3 separate regions of the Homo sapiens genome follow, and all the other regions are linked to region 3. A link is a contact called in ENCODE Hi-C data. All regions are on one chromosome and are shown on one strand. The core of a region is the stretch at or near the end of the contact, and the rest is flanking DNA. Distances in the headings are between cores, read along the strand shown. Region 1 holds the start of LINC03060 (long intergenic non-protein coding RNA 3060). Region 2 holds the start of WDR91 (WD repeat domain 91). Region 3 holds the start of EXOC4 (exocyst complex component 4).

Evidence for each region. Hi-C counts contacts between places; a loop is a spot of excess contacts on that map. Pooled maps may share reads with other maps.
Region 1: a loop to region 3 is called in a pooled map, with 7 times the contacts of the local background. The contact joins the promoter of LINC03060 here to the promoter of EXOC4 in region 3. A Hi-C loop is called at or near these places in 6 of 50 pooled maps.
Region 2: a map of CD8-positive, alpha-beta T cell shows a loop between it and region 3 (34-fold over the local background). The contact joins the promoter of WDR91 here to the promoter of EXOC4 in region 3. A Hi-C loop is called at or near these places in 3 of 168 maps with a recorded cell type or tissue (CD8-positive, alpha-beta T cell and naive thymus-derived CD4-positive, alpha-beta T cell) and 8 of 50 pooled maps.

Annotation. Positions count from the first base shown.
Region 1 is chr7:134,430,563-134,434,383 of GRCh38, forward strand. It overlaps LINC03060 (long intergenic non-protein coding RNA 3060), which reads right to left and starts at 1,858. Exons shown (of 3, transcript NR_183392.1): 1 at 1,752-1,858.
Region 2 is chr7:135,210,115-135,214,039 of GRCh38, forward strand. WDR91 (WD repeat domain 91) reads right to left here and starts at 1,412. Exons shown (of 15, transcript NM_014149.4): 1 at 1,266-1,412. The coding sequence starts at 1,388. RefSeq lists a silencer at 1,115-1,654.
Region 3 is chr7:133,251,442-133,255,306 of GRCh38, forward strand. EXOC4 (exocyst complex component 4) reads left to right here and starts at 1,637. Exons shown (of 18, transcript NM_021807.4): 1 at 1,637-1,746. The coding sequence starts at 1,661. RefSeq lists enhancers at 1,404-1,453, 1,664-1,723.

The sequences.
Region 1 (3,821 bases), core at 608-3,107, 1.2 Mb after region 3:
TGTCTGTCCATAGCAAGTGATACACTAGTATTCGTTATTTTATTATATGCTATAATTATTTCATTTGAAGCTGATATATTTCATATTAGTTATTTTTTTCTGGTTGGATTTTAGGAGACAATCTAGTTTTATCAGTAGCATATTTACAGATAGGGTGTTTCTATGTTGATTCTTGTAAATTACATTGGCATTTTCTTATCTAATTCTTCAGTTTCCAGAATACCTGATATTTGAGAGGGGTGGCCATATGTTCCAGTTTACTCTTGTTATGCTAGTATCACTCTATCTATACTCAAATGTCCCTGTTTGGAAGAGAAATCCTGTGGTCCTCCTATTTGGAGAAGTGCAACCCTCTTACAGGGGGTCACTGTTACATTATATGGGCTGGGTCAGGAGGTGCAAAGCTGGCATAAAATCAAGGATAGTGTGTTTTCTTTTCATCATTTTTCATGCCAGGATCCCCTTGGCAAGCTGCGGAAGCTTTTGGAGCCCTTCTAAGAAAAATGTTTTTAAGTACATAAAATTAAACACACAAGATTACCAAGGAATTCTTTAGTTTTGAAAGACTGCTATCACAATATTTTTAAAAACCAAATTTGTAATATGATAATATATAGGCTTTTTATTAACGACTAAATAACAGGTCTAGTGACAGGTTTAATAACTCTGGTAATTTCAAAGTAGTGATGCACATAGATGACATCGTGAGATATTCCTAGTAACAGTAATGGGATATAGCAAGAGCTGTGACTTTCTATTTGTGACAAAGTTACAGGCCCCACTTCTGTTCTCTATATTCACGATAGAATGTAATATTTTCCATGTCCATGTTCACAGACCTCTCGGATTCAATCCAGACCTCTTGTGGGTGCCAGTTTAAGAACTGCTGCATGGGCCATGCACGGTGGCTCACACCTGTAATCCCAGCACTTTGGGAGGCCAAGGCGGGCAGATGGCTTGAGGTCAGGAGTTCAAGACCAGCCTGGCCAACATGGCGAAACCCCATCTCTACTAAAAATACAAAAATTAGCCGGGTGTGGTGGCAGGTGCCTATAATCCCAGCTACTCAGAAGGCTGAGGCAAGAGAATCGCTTGAACCTGGGAAGCGGAGGTGGCAGTGAGCCGATATAGCGCCACTGCACTCCAGGCTGGGCGACAGAGTGAGACTCTATCTCAAAAAATAAATAAATAAGAAAAGAACTGCTGCACAAGAGTGAATGTTTGAAGCAAGCAGGAGGGAGGCGAATTGCCCAAAGATCAGGAAGAAAAGAAAGAGGCTGGGATGGTCATAGATCTGCCGAGGAGCACAAGAAGTGAAGAGGAAAAATGACACGGAAGATGCCAGAATGTGGACTGATGGAAGTAAAAGGGCAGGAATGGTCTGACAGATGTCTCTGTTGACAGAGGATACCCCACCCAGAATACAGCCCGTCAGAAACGGGAATGTTCACAGTGGCCCAGAGCGCGGACTTTGAAGCCTGACACACCTAGGCGTGAACCCCCGCCCTGCTGCGTTTATCAGCACGTATTTTGCACAAGTCATTTAACTGCTGTGTCTTAGTTTGTCTTCTGTTTAGTGGGGATAATAATACATCCCTTACAAAATTGCTTTGAGCAGCAGTCTCCAACATTTTTGGCACCGGGAACTGGTTTTGTGGAAAACAATTTTTCCACAGACCTGGCGGTGGGGAGGTGGTTTCGGGATATTATTATTACATTTTAATACATAATGAGATAATTATACAACTCACCATAATGTAGAATCAGTGGGAGCCCTGAGCTTGTTTTCCTGCAACTAGACGGTCCCATCTGGGAGTGATGGGAGACAGTGATAGGTCATCAGGCGTTAGATTCTCATAAGGAGCGCGCAGCCTAGATCCCTCGCATGCGCAGTTCACAGTAGGGTTCATGCTCCTATGAGACGCTAATGCCGCTGCTGACCCGACAGGAAGCGGAGCTCAGGCGGTAATGCGAGAGGGGAGTGGCTGTAAAAACAGATGAAGCTCTGCTCGCTCGCCCATCGCACGCCTCCTGCTGTGCGGCCCCGTTCCTAACAGGCCATGGACTGGTACCGGTCTGTGGCCCCGGGAGTTGGGGACCCCTGGCTTTGAGGATTAAATGAGACAGTGTATGTAAAGGGCTTTTTACTGCACCTATTGGATTGTACCACTTCCATCAATAGCTCTGGCAACAGTATCATTGTCGTCGCTGTTACTAGGAAGGTCCACTTCCCAGCAGTAAGCAGGGCCTCCCACCAGGGATTACCAAAAATCATTGTTGACCATTTGTGGCCAGAAGGGGGAAGCATACACCACACTATAAGCTCAGGAGGCTAAGGACGGGGAGTGGCGAGTGTGGATGGGGACTTCCTTTTGCTCACACAGGCTGAACTCGATGACCGAGGCTTCCTTCGCCCCCTTTGCTTGGCCATGGTGCTCGGAAGCCTACCGGTCCTTGCTGTAGGACCAAGCGCACCCAGACTGCCTAGGCACTGTCAGGGATGTTCTGGTGAGGAAGGCAGGCCAGGGACCCGGCAGAGACCAGCTGGTGTATATCCCATTCTAGCCAAGCAGCATTTGAATCACATACATCGAGAGGGCAGGTGCTGGGGTCAGGGAAGAATTCTACCACACAGTAGTTGGAGCTACGTACTTCCTTCAACTCTTCATGTTATCTAACTTTTCACCTGCTTTCTTTTTGGTAGGAATATCATCTGCCCTCCACACAGTCCCAGGAACGAACAGGCTTTACACATGCTGTGCCCAACTTAGAAACATCTAACCTAGAATGGCCTGTTCTGTCCTCCCTCACCCCACCATGAAGAAATTATTGCCCAGCCTGGGCCACATTGTGAGACTCTACATTAAGAAAAAAAAAAGCCAGGTATGGTTGTGCACACTTGTAGTCCCAGCTACTTGGGAAGCTTACTGGGAGGATTGCTTGAGCTGGGGAAGTTGAGGCTGCAGTGAGCCATGATCGCATCACTGCACTCAAGTCTGGGTGACAGAGCAAGACCCTGTCTCAAAAAAAAAAAAAAAAAAAAAAGAGGAAGAAGAAGAAGAAATTATTGCCGTATTTCTCCCTGTACAGAAAATTATGCAAAGTTTTTCACCTAGAGCTACCCATACACACATAGAAAGAAATCTCCTCTACTTTCGTGGCAGAAAAATAACAAGTTGTAAGGACCAAGATCTTATCGTACTATCCTTTTGCAACCCTTCTGCAGGGACATCCAAGAAATAAGATGCAACTAAATAGGATGGTAGGAACATCGTACATGAAACATCATATATAAAGCTGTTTCTAAGGGAAAATGCTACCCTCTTCCAAGAAGCTACCCCATGACTAATTTGCAAATCTGCACCTTGGGGAATAGAACAACTTCATTGATTTATTTATTTTTGAGACAAAGTCTTGTCTCCCAGGCTGGAGTGCAATGGTGCAATCTTGGCTCACGGCAATCTCCGCCTTCCGAGTTCAAGCAATTCTCCTGCCTCAGCCTCCCGAGTGGCTGGGATTACAAGTGCCCACCACCACTCCTGGCTAATTTTGTGTTTTTAATAGAGACTAGGCTTCACCATGTTGGCCAGGCTGGTTTCAAACTCCTGACCTCAGGTGATCTGCCCTCCTTGTCCTCCCAAAATGCTGAGATTACAGGCATGAGCCACCGCGCCCAGCCAAATAATCTCTTTTTATATGTCCCTTAGCATGTGCCACAACACTAGGCATTTAACTAGGACTCCAAGAATACTTATTGAATGGTACTAAAATCTGGGAAATGGACAGAGAGAGTTCAAGAGATCCCACTTGGTTTTCCATGG
Region 2 (3,925 bases), core at 162-2,661, 2.0 Mb after region 3:
TGAGGTGGATGGATCACCTGAGGTCAGGAGTTCGAGACCAGCCTTGCCAACATGGTGAAACCCCGACTCTACTAAAAATACAAAAATTAGCTGGACGTGGTGGCACGCGCCTGTAATCCCAGCTACTCGGGAGGCTGAGGCAGGAGAATCGCTTGAACCCAGAAGGCAGAGGTTGCAGTGAGCTGAGATCGTGCCACTGCACTCCAGCCTAAGCGACAGAGTGAGACTTTCTGTCAAAAAAGAAAAAAAAATGGCAGTGTTGCTTAACTGTAGTTTCAGTTACCTCACATTTTTAAAAAAGGGGGTGGGGTGAAGAAGAGCTATGAGACAATCTCCACAATTCCCAGATCCCAAGGATCATGAGGAGGTGCATGGACTGACTCCTTCAAGTCATCAAAGTTCCACGAAGCCGTGGTAGCTGCTCAGAGTGTCAGCCAAGGAAGTCACCTTCTTGTGAGGAGCAATTACAGCAGAGTACAGAATCTGGAAAAGGGTTTGGATATCAATACCAATCCAATGCCCCTAGTTTATAGATCAGGCCACTGAAGCCCAGAGGGGTGAAATGATTTGCTTTTGCCACTAAGTAGCCACTAACTTTGGCCAGGCAGGAAACCAGATCTCCTAACTCCCCTCCAGTGCTCTTGCTGTTAGCTCACTGCCTCTCATTGAAGTCAGTACACACAAACATACAAATCACACACATATACATTCCAAGAACCTCGCAATGGAAAATCATTTTAGAGCAGGGGAAGTTTGGGTTTCTCTAATGTGCCATGAGGTCTTCCACAACTGCAGAAGCAAAATTGCCGATGAGTCCCTGACGAGGCCATTTTAAACAAACACCGCAGATACTTGAACGCAGCTAACGTTTTGGACTGCAGACTTCTTTGCTTCCACTGCCACTGGAAGCCAACACGAATATCTGTTGCCAAAACGCAACCATCTACCTAACCTCGGCTCCTAAAACCTCATCGCCATCCTGGCCAAGGAGGCTGGAGTGGAGACAGAACCCTAGACCAGGAGCCGGGGCATCGGGGCTCCAGCCTCGGCGATGCTCCTGACTCGGGGGGCGGCTTCAGGCAGGTCCTGTCCGTCTGAGGGTCTCAGTTCCTCATCCGTCAAGCTGGGGTCGGACGCGCTGAGGTCTCCGGCGCCCCGGCGCGAGTGACAGCGCCGCTCTCGCCCCGGAGGCAGTGCTGGGGGGAAGCCCGCTCCCCGGCTCCCTCGGGCCGCCTCTGCCCGCGCCGCTCCCGCCGGCCTCTCACCCGGAACCCCTTCTCCTTGTCCGCCTTGATCTCGGCGTCCAGCTGCCGCAGTGTGTGCGTGAACCCGCGGAAGAGCAGGTACTCCCGGACCAGCTCGTCAGTGCGCTCCACGGCCTCCGCCATCGCAGCGCTAGCGTCTTTAGGGGTGGTGCGGTGAGGGACGGAGGGGCGGGGCCTGGGAGAAATGGGGCGGGGCCGGACGCGGGCGCCGAGCACGTCACGCCGCGACAGGCCTACCAGCCCGCACGCACTGGGCGACCAGCCTGAGGCCCCGCCCCTCGGCCGGCTCCCCGCCCGAGGCCCCGCCCCTGAGCCAGCCCCAGCCCGCCTGGCCGCTCGAGTCACCCTTACCCCTCCCGAGGAGTGGCGAGGGGAGGTCCTGGCGGCGCCGGCGGCGGCTTTGTCTGAATTACTGAAAGTGGCGGCTGCCACCCACGTCAAACAAGACTGGATCTTAAGAACATCCCAGGTAGTCCCGAGGCGGGCAGGGGGTGCGGCGCCCTGTTGGTTGGCGTTACATCGCAGAGCTCCCGGTCCCCTGCCCTCCTCCTACACGGAGGAAGCTGGAGCCCTAAGAGCAGAGTGACCTGCGTGAAGCCACAACACGCGTGTCCTCAGAGAGCGCTAACTCCCCCAAATCTCTGCTTTCATTAGTAAGACGAATTGGCTACACAGCAAGATAACCAAGATGCACTGCTAGGATAGGCAAATTTCATAGCAGTGTATGTACGCTATAGTCCTGGTTTCTTGTGAAAAAAAAATTAGGTATGTATGTGTGTACATTTTTTAAATTCAGGAAGATTATACACCAAGTTCCTATGCAGTCGGGTCTCTGCATCCTCGGGTTCCGCATTCACGGATTCAACCAACGAGGATTGAAAATATTTTTTCCAAAGTTTTAAAAATAAAAAATAGCCGGGCGCAGTGGCTCACACTTGTAATCCTAACATTTTGGGAGGCCAGGGTAGGCGGATCTCTTGGCCCCAGGAGTTGGAGACCAGCCTGGACAACATGACGAAACCACATCTCCACAAAAAAAAAAAAAAAAAAAAAATGCGGAGCGCAGTGGCTCACGCCTGCAATCCCAGCACTTTGGGAGGCCGAGGTGGGCGGATCACCTGAGGTCGGGAGTTTGAGACCAGCCTGACCAACATGGAGAAACCCCGTCTCTACTAAAAATACAAGATTAGCCGGGCGTTGTGGCGCATGCCTGTAATCCCAGCTACTCGGGAGGCTGAAGCAGGAGAATCGCTTGAACCCAGAAGGTGGAGGTTGCAGTGAGCCGAAATCGCGCCATTGCATACCAGCCTGGGCAACAAGAGCGAAACTCTGTCTCAAAAAAAAAAAAAAAAAAAAATTAGCCGGGCGTGGTGGTGCTGCCTGTGGTCCCAGCTACTTGGGAGGCTGAGGCAGGAGGATCACTTGAGCCCAGGAGGTCGAGGCTGCAGTGAGCTGTGATTGTACCACTGCACTCCAGCCTGGGTGACAGAGCAGGACACCGTCTCAGTTTAAAAAAGAATACAATTTTTAAAAACACAAATTAAATATAGCATAACAACAATTTACATAACATGTACAATGTATTCAGTATTATAAGCAATGTAGAGATTATTTAAAGTATACAGGAGGAAGTGTATAGGTTAGATGCAAATACTAGGCCTTTTTACATCAGGGCATCCATGGATTTTGGTCTTCTAGGGAGGGTCCTAAAACCAACCCCCTGCAGATACCAAGTGACAATTGGAGTGGTTTTATCTGAGAGGTGAGACTATGAAGGACTTCTTGTTTTTTACTTTCTTTTTATTGTTGAAGTTTTTACAAGGTGCACGTATTTTTGTAAGTAGGAAAATAGCCAATATCTTTGAGACTTGCTTCTGCAGAATGGTGACAATAGGCCGGGCGCGGTGGCTCACGCCTGTAATCCCAGCACTTTGGGAGGCGGAGGCAGGCGGATCACAAGGTCAGGAGATCGAGACCATCCTGGCTAACACGGTGAAATCCCGTCTCTACTAAAAATACAAAAAATTAGCCGGGCGTGGTGGCGGGCGCCTGTAGTCCCAGCTACTCGGGGGGGCTGAGGCAGGAGAATGGCGTAAGCCCGGGAGGCGGAGCTTGCAGTGAGCCGAGATCGCGCCACTTCACTCCAGCCTGGTCGACAGAGCGAGACTCCGTCTCAAAAAAAAAAAAATGGTGACAATAACACCCACCTTGCACAGTAGTAATGAAGATTTAATAAGACAGTGTATGTAAAACGCTTAGCACAGTGAATGGCCTATTGGTAAAATGCATGGAGTGTTCCCTTCTCCTTCCCTCGAATGGTATGACTTTTCGTGTTTGTCAAAATACAACTCAGAATCATTGCTGCCCCTCTGCTCAGACCCTCCACTCCTACTCTATGGAAATTCAGCTCCAAAAGGGCTCTGATCTACACTAGAGAAAGCCAAAAAGATAGCACAGGGCAAGCCACAGCAGGACGAGACAGACCTTGTTCTGCCCTCTTTGTTTGCCCTACCTGTCTCCACAAGTGTACCCTCCAGGCAGCTAAACTTGCCTCAAGGGCAGGAAAGGAGAGTCACCACTGTGACTACTGGGAGACCAACTCCTACTTTGAGATCTCAGATCATCAAAGTGAACTTGGAAAATTTGGACAAGTTGCAACC
Region 3 (3,865 bases), core at 387-2,886:
TGAATTATTTAATTTTATAGCCCAGTTTTTGTACTTATACCATAAAAATCTTTTTTTTTTTTTTTTTTTTGAGACAGAGTTTCCCTCTGTTGCCCAGGCTGGCGTGCAGTGTGCAGTGGAACGATCTTGGCTCACTGCAGCCTCCGCCTTCTAGGTTCAAGCAATTCTCATGCCTCAGCCTCCCAAGCAGCTGGGATTACAGGCACACACCACCACGGTCCGGCTAACTTTTGCATTTTTAGTAGAGACGGAGTTTCACCATGTTGGCCAGGCTTGTCTTAAACTCCTGGCCTCAAGTGGTCTGCTCGGCTCTGCCTCTCAAAAAGTGTTGGGATTACAGGTGTGAGCCATCACACTTGGCCCAAAAATCTTATTTTCTTTAAAAGCCATTAAAATTATGATTTCCAGAAGCTATATGTTATTTCCTCATTTGAATGTTACATAATTTATTTAATTCTTCTGTGTTATTTAAAAAATGTCAATACTCTATATTTCTTTAGGAACAAAGTCCCTAGAACTGGAATTATTGGGCCAAAGGTTATGAATACTTTTAAGTTATCGTGTGTGTGTGTGTGTGTGTGTTATCTTCAACTAATTTTTAAAAATGTGAACTTCTACCAGCTCGATGTCTATTTAATAAAAGTAATTGATGTGTTCTGAGCTTGCTGCTCACAACTCCATGACCTCTGAGTTAGTTTGCTTTCTATTCCTTTAAGTTCTTCAATCTTTATTGCTACTGAGCAGGCCACCTCCTTCCTTACTTTTAAATTATTATTATTCTTGTTCCTCAGTCTAACCACTTTCCACGCACATTCTGGTCTTTTTTGTTTTGTTTTGTTCATTTGGTCTTATGAATTAATGACTAAGCCAACGGAACCAAATGCAGGAAATACTAAAAACTTACCGGTAAAAGTATTAACACAAATGTGCATTACTACTAAGTATTTCATTTAGCTTGAAAAAAAAAAAAAAGGAATCTGCAGTGTGGTCTGTTTGTTTTTAGCTTATACTGTCTTTTCTTCATCAATATTCATTTATTCCTGTACGTGTGGTTTTAGAACTATCTGGAAATATAGGAACATTGGGAAAAATTGAACTCCACATAAACCTAATGTAGAAACATTAGTTTTACAGAATACTAAAGAAAAGCATTTCTGCTTATATTCATTTTCGTATTTTATTGGATTTTTTAAAAAATCACTTGCACTTAAGGCAAAAACTTCGCACATAGACATCCGGCAGAGAACCCCTCTTTCATTTAAATACAAACCCTAACACATTTTGGCATCATCAGATAAATTTGATTTAAAGCCTGACAAAATTCTAAAAGCAAGGAAACTGAAAAAAGCTGGAAGTCAGAATAAAGATAAATGAAGACACTCATTACAAGACTTAGGAAGTTGCAGCTGGTTTAGCTTTCCTGCGCGCCCAGGAGACGGAGAAGGAAAACTACGACTCCCAGAGTGCTTAGAGAGAACACGCGCGTCGTGGCCTCAAAACTTGCTCCCTTAGTCCCGCCTCCTCACTTCAGTGATTGGATTTTCCACTTCCGCGCCTCTGGAATTCTCTTCACCCATTGGTGGAGACTCCTGCGGGGTCAAATACAGAATTTACGCACCCTTGGCTTCCTTGGAGCCTAGCGGCTCTCCCCGCGTCCAAGATGGCGGCAGAAGCAGCTGGTGGGAAATACAGAAGCACAGTCAGCAAAAGCAAAGACCCCTCGGGGCTGCTCATCTCTGTGATCAGGTGAGGGAGGCAGGAGGCAGGGTCTGGGGACTGGGGGCAGCGGCTCGACCTCCGCTTTGGAAGGGAGAAGGGTTAGCTGGGTCCCACCCTGCTCTCCCCTTTCCTCCTTGCCTCCCGCAGCCCCTCCCCAGGGCTCTAACCCCTCCCCAGGGCCCCAGCAATTCCCCCTCCACCTTTTTTTTCTGGGGTTAGCTATAGAGAGAGGAGCCCCGCCTCAGTCTTTTCTTTAGGGGCAGCACCTTCTATTACAGTCTCGGGACCCCAAAGCACGCTATTTGGGTTTGGTAGAGAAAACCAGGTGTAAAGGTGTGTTTATTGATTCCTAAAATGCTTGTTTATTGTTTGCCTGTAGCAGCACTCACTGAGAAAGGCGTCTTGTTTCCTGGACTTTGGGGTGTAAGGCCTTGGAGTCCGGAGATTCCTGTCACGAGTTGCAGATTTGTGTTTTCACACTCTGGATACTTTCAACCACCTGTGCGTGGCCACAGCCACAAATACAAGAATCTGCAGTGAGCTGGTAGGAGGACTGGGTTTGAAGGCACACATCGGTTTTCAATTTTTTGCCCTGCCTCCGCATTCTGGTCCATTCCTTAAAAAACAGAACCAAACCAATTTCAAATTATCCTCCATGCACTGCCCCTCTGCACCTCCCAGAAGATTAGGGTGGGGGTGGAGTGGGAGCGGTGGATCTTTTAGGAGCTTTTTTTTAAAAAAGCGAAATATATTGAGGATGGGGGAACCCTTTCAAGAATCTTGGATATGATGCAGGTACTGACTAAAACCAATCTAAATAAAATTTATTATGGCACGTTTTTTACGTTGTTGGCATTTGAATTTCAACTCGTTTATTTTTCATAAACAAACACTCTATTTTTCCCCACCTATACTAAACTTTTGTTTGAGTTCTTGCAAGTTTTCTGGAATGTATTGATCATCTTTTCAAAACCCAGGGCCCAACATTATCTGGTAGGTACTAAGCACTTCAATGAATGCATGTATCAAACCATTAGAACAGCTTACCACTCACTGACAAAGACACATCTTATGGGTCTTATTTAGGAGGCTTTAAGATTATGGCCTATTAAATCATTACTTTAATTTTCTTTTGGGCTTAAGAGAAAAACATCTCTGTGTGGAAATGCTTAATATACTTGGTAGGCCATACAGAGGAAGTGCTGTTGTATTGTGAATCTATAGGCCCACATTCTCGCTGTGACAATACGCAGGTAGTGTAGATGTATCTCATGATACTAAAATTCCAATAAGAATGTTTGTTGTTTCCCATCTGAATTTCCTGTGGAATTAGAATACCAGGACATTATTTGGATCCTTTTTTGAACTTGTTTGTTTTTTCTACCTTATAGTCAACATTTATTTAAACAATAGGTATTTAGTGCCAGTTGACAGTATGGCGTCTGGCACGTATTACATATTGAATAATATTTGTTGACTTAATGAGTAAATGCCCTGAGTTTTGCAAAGATGAAGCAGGCACAGTGTTACCCTTGAGGAGAGTATAGTTTACCTGGGGGATAAAACATGTCAGTAAAAATGATGACATAAGACTACGAGAGAGACATGAAATGTTATGGAAATCCAGGAGGAGTGGCTGTTTCTAATGAAAGTGAAATGTGTCATCTCATCTGTGTACTTTTGATTCTCCAGGCTGTTCCCATTTCTTTTATGCTATTTGTATTTTCCTCAGGGCCAGTTGAATTTACTCTAAATGTCATATTTTTGAAAACAGCATGAAAGCCAACCTAAAGCTTTTTTTACTAATGCTAATTCAGAACATACATTGCCTTTGCTTGACCATTCCTTAATATTCTCCAGGAGGAACCCCCTACTGCTTGATGGCTAAGATTTTGTGGTTATCCATCCATCTCTTATGCCAGTTTATTAATATATGACCTTCATTTTATCACTGTGATTTAGGCCTAGGTATTTTTTACTTTGATCTCTGTTGTGCATTATATTGCTTTTCTTTTCTTTTCTTTTCTTTTTTTTTGAGACAGAGTCTTGCTCTGTCCCCAGGCTGGAGTGCAGTGGCGCGATCTCGGCTCACTGCAACCTCCGCCTCCCAGGTTCAAGTGATTCTTCTGCTTCAGCTTCCCGCATA